2 separate regions of the Homo sapiens genome follow, and region 2 is linked to region 1. A link is a loop called in an ENCODE intact Hi-C map of the cell type or tissue named here. Cell type or tissue: Calu3. All regions are shown on one strand.

Region 1 (2,500 bases):
GTGTAACTATGTTATATAGAAACCATCTTGCGAATTGGTTTGTGTGGGTGGTTTTTAAATTTAGTTTTTAATTTTTTTAGTATGTAATCGTACTCTTTCAGGATTATCTAAAGCACTTATTGTAATTGGTTGTTTACTTTTCTGCCTCCCCCACCACATTGAGTGGGGAAATAAAACCAAATGAGTATTTGGAATCTAGTATGATCCACCCAATAGTGAAAGCTACCAGGATGGGAATGATTCCTGGAGAATACTGGGGAAACTTGTAGAGTGTATGACAATTTAGCAAGATGTATAAGGATGAGGAGGAATTCCAAAAGCAGGTGGATGGGGGAGCTCCAAGAGGGGAGTTTCCAGCTGAGTGCAAGTTGTAGACCATTTACTGTAGCAACATCTTAGAGTAGAAGGCTGGATGGTAGAAGAGGAGCTGCAGAGATAAGCAGAGGTAGCTAGCACACAGTTATGAGAAGTTGGCTGGAGAATGAGATTTGGCAAGTGCTCCATGTAATGAAGATTTGTTTAAAGAAAAGATGTGATAGAAAAGGGCTGAGTTTTAAACTCCCCAAGTTTAAGAAGGTTTGAAGTTTTTAAACTTTAAAAGTGGCCAGGGAGGGAGCCAATAGAGTAAAAGTATAATGGTGAGGGTTATGCTGGATGCAAGAAATTAGTGTTTCACTAAAGAAGAATGTTCAGTTGTGTCAGATGTCACAGAGAGGTGTAGAAACATAAAAAGTGCAAGGAATCCTTCAGATTTGGTAAAGAATTGCCACTGGTAAATTTGTCCAGAACAATTTCAATGGGGCCAGAAAACTCTGGATTGTGAAGTACTCAGAGATGAGAACATGCAGGCAGTGATTTTATTTTAGAAGAATTATTTATCTGTCTTTGCCTTTCATTTAAAGGCACTTTCTCAAAGTTCAGGTTCCTGACTCTATGATATAATTATTTATAGACTGCCTTTCTGAAAATAGTTCTATATGGGTTAATTTTGTTAATATTAGTATGTTGACAAAAGAAAACATAAAGGTCGATATGATTATTTTCAAACTGAGAAGCTGCTGTACCAAAGCTAGTTTATAAAATTAGATTTTGTATTTATGGACTTACTCATCTACTATGTTACAGTAGTCTTTGTTTTGTGAAACTCCAAGGAAATATTTTCTACACATTTCAGGTTAAGAAAGAAAAACATGCGTTTATTTTGTCTTAAACATGAAATAATGTTTTAAGCATTCTAAAAAGTACTTACAAATGGATTAAACACATTGGCGTTCTTTATAGTTTTACTCTGGTTCTTTTTTTTGTGACTTGTTATTCATAGTCTTTGCAATGCCGCCCTCTAGTGATCGATTTCCAAAAATGCATTAATTAACTTGTAAGCCTGTTACAGTCTTTCTCTTTTGACTCTACTGATCCTTTGCCACAGCCTTTGTTTGGTGTTCTCTTTTATTGCTCTTCCATTAGTTATTCTTATTCTCCTTTAATGGCATTAGGGAAAGATCAGAAGTTTCAGGAGCAAAAAAAAAAAAAAAAAATACATATATATACACATTTGACTATGAATCCTTAAAACTTGTCCATTTACCAGTCTGGGCATAGGGCAAGTTACCTGTCCAGAGTTCTTACTGGGAATGAATGAGAATGTCTTTTTGTGGCACCTGACACAGACAGCAAAGAGCAGGCATTCAACATATACCAGCTGTCTCTTCCACCCTCTTCTCCCCAACATTGCTGAGAGTAGGGATCAGTACTGTTTTTTTTTTTTTTAAACCTGTCCCTTCTCCTCTTATATAACATCTCAATTTGTTGTAATTACCTGTTTACTTGTTTGTGTTCTATAACTTCTAGAGGTCAGGTATCATGTTTGGCTTGTACATATTTGTATCTGGTATTTAGCAGAGGCCAGTACACACAGGGTCCTCATTGGATATATATTTGTTGAATGAGTAAATGAATTAATGGATGCCAGTTTTTAATAAGAACCCCAGACTGTGTTACCGACATTTCTGTTGATTGATTGATTATGCAGATTGTAAATGGGTAATATATGATATAATTAGATTTTACCCATGACCTTTCATAGAGGTATTTATTTCATGACTTTTTCAGTTTATTCTATAGTTATTGGTCTTCTCAGGTTTTGGATAATATGATAATTTGTGTTTTCCTTAAGAATTGTCTGTTTTGTTCAGTTTAAAAAAATTATTAGCAAACACTTATGTATAGAATTTTCTTATGATATTTGACTTCCATATGTGACAAAACCCCCTTTATCATTACATTTATGTTATGTCTTGTGTTGTCTGTTTTTAGATTGTAATTAGATTGGAGGTATATATGTATTTTATTGTTTTTTTAAAGCAATGGCCCTTTGAATTTTATTCTTCTGCTTGCTAACTGAAAAAATAATTTTACCTGTTTTTTTTGTCTTCCAGGTTTTTCTAACAACTTAGTACTTCCATTTTTCTTTTTGTGCAAAAGCTTTTATTACTCTAAATTT
Region 2 (2,500 bases), 160 kb before region 1:
AGCTAAAAATGGAATAGACCAAAAGTAAGTCCTGAAACTATAAAACTCCTCAAAGAAACTATAGAGGAAAAGCTTCATGACATTGGATTTGGCAGTGATTTCTTGGATATCACAACAAATGTGCAGACAACCAAAGCAAAAATGGACAAGTGGGACTATACCAAACTTTAAAAAGTAGGAAAGGAAACAATTGATACAGTAAAACAGCAATCTATGGAAGTGGAGAAAATATTTGCAAACCATATATCTGTTAAGGGATTAACATCCAGAATGTATAAAAATTCTTACAACTCAATAACAAAAACCCCCAAGTACCCCAATTTTTAAAATGGGTAAAGAACTTGAATACATATTTCTCCAAAGAAGATATACAAATGGCCAACAGGTATATGAAAATGTGCTCAATATCAAGGTGCTCAACATCACTAATCATTAAGGAATGCAAGTCAAAACCACAATAAGAGCCCGGGCATGGTGATGCATGCCTGTAATCCCAGCTACTAGGGAGACTGAGGCAGGAGAATCGCTTGAACCCAAAAGGTGGAGGTTGAAGTGAGCCAAGATCGTGCCACTGCACTCCAGCCTGGGCAACAAGAGCGAAAACTCCCTCTCAAAAACAAAAAAACAAAACAAAAAAAAACCCCACAATAAGATATTACTTCATACCTGTTAAGATGGCCACTATAAACACACACACACACACACACCCCAAAAAAACCCAGAAAATAAAAACCGCTGGTGAGAATGGGGAGAAATAGGAACCTGTGCACTGTTAGTGGGAATGTGAAATGGTGCAGCTGCTATGGAAAACAGTATGCAGTTTCCTTAAAAAATTAAAAAATATAATTATCATATGATCCAGCAATTCTACTTCTGGGTATATAACCAAAAGAACATAAAGCAGACTCTCAAAGAGTCTAGTTTCCACCCAGTAGGTGGAGCTGACACATGGGTATTGATTAGAAGTCTATAAAAAGAGCAGTCCTAACCCCTGTCCTGTGCAGCCAGGCAGATAGCCCATCCCCTGACCCCACTGGAGATGGGAGGCTTATTCCCTGGAGAAATTAAACCAAGGAAACTTCAGACTTTGAGACACAGACACATTAAAGAATATGGGTGAAGAACAAGGCTGAAAACAGGAGTATTAGAAGAGTCTACATTCTGTATAGTGAGTCTCCGGCTCTCTTTCCCAGAACTCTCGTATTTATAACCCCACACAGGAGGTATCTGAGATACCTTCTACTCTCTTACCCCAAGTAACCAATTTACCATCAACTTCCAGTGAATTTCACCTCTACAATATCTCTCTAATTCATTTCTTCCAGCACCTGCTATTGTGAGCTAGTCTCAATTCTCATCAGGACAATTGTAGTAGTATCCAGGCTTGTTCTCCTCCTGTCCATTCTTCATTTATGGGTAGAGCCAAATCTACTTATGTCACCTGGGCCCTGTTTAGCACCTTTTAATGGCTTCCCATTGTTTTTTTATTTTTAGTTATTTATTTTGAGACAGAGTCTCGCCCTTGTCACCCAGGCTGGAGTACAATGGCCCGATCTCGGCTCACTGCAACCTCCGCCTCCCGGGTTCAAGAGATTCTCCTGCCTCACCCTCCCGAGTATCTGGGATTACAGGTGCCTGCCACCATGCCCAGATAATTTTTGTATTTTTAGTAGAGATGGGGTTTCACCATGTTGGCCAGCTGGTCTTGAACTCCTGACTTCAGGTGATATGCCCACCTCAGCCTCCCAAAGTGCTGGGATTACAGGCATGAGCCACTGTGCGCAGCCTGTTTTTTATTTTTACAATTTATTTATTTATATTTAAAAAGATGCCATGTGACACTAACCCATTGTTTTTTAAATATTCTCTTGAGTATACTAAATTGACACATATCATCTGTAAATAATAATTTTGTAAGTTCCTTCATGTAACTCTTATTTCCTTTTACTTTATTGGGTAAAACTTCCAGAACAATGTAATGAATTGTGGTCATGGCATGTATTCTTTTTTTTGTTTCTGATTTTAATATGGATGTCTGTTGTGGTTTGCTATTATATATTACATTTTGCTAATAATTTCAATTAAATGCTCTCAGTTTACTAACTTTTAGAATCAGAAACAAATGTTGAATTTTATCACTCTATTTTCAGCATGTATTATAATTATTTATATTTTTTCTTCTTAGCATAATAATAAAATTCACTTAACCAGCATTTACTAAGCAGATGGTGCCAGGCACTGTCCTCTGCACTGGAGGTAACAGAAATCAACAAGAAAGTCAAAGCCTGTGTCCTTCCCTGGCAGAGGGTGGAAGGGCAGAAGGAACGAACTTCCTCCCTCAAGCCCTTTTTTTTATAAGGGCACCTAGTCCTATACAGGGGGTGCCACCCTCATGGCTTAATCACCTCCTGAAGGCCTCACCTATTAATATTGTTAAATTGGGCATTAAGTTTCAACATGGATTTTGGAGAGGACACAAACACTCAAACCACAGCAAGTA

What was found. Peaks named below come from ENCODE experiments on the same cell type or tissue, not always from the same donor. Only the 100,000 strongest peaks of a DNase experiment are listed, where the experiment ranks them.
Region 2: it touches region 1 in a loop (17-fold over the local background); 12 of 110 quality-filtered maps call a loop at or near these places.

What each region holds. Positions count from the first base shown.
Region 1 is chr20:14,053,991-14,056,490 of GRCh38, forward strand. The region is part of intron 2 of MACROD2 (mono-ADP ribosylhydrolase 2); the gene reads left to right. Among named protein-coding and RNA genes, the nearest start is that of MACROD2, 60 kb to the left of the region's middle. In Calu3, no CTCF peak of the experiment used is centred here; a DNase peak (open chromatin) is centred at 1,341.
Region 2 is chr20:13,897,255-13,899,754 of GRCh38, forward strand. All of the region lies in intron 5 of SEL1L2 (SEL1L2 adaptor subunit of SYVN1 ubiquitin ligase), which reads right to left. Among named protein-coding and RNA genes, the nearest start is that of SEL1L2, 92 kb to the right of the region's middle. In Calu3, a CTCF peak has its summit at 1,000; no DNase peak of the experiment used is centred here.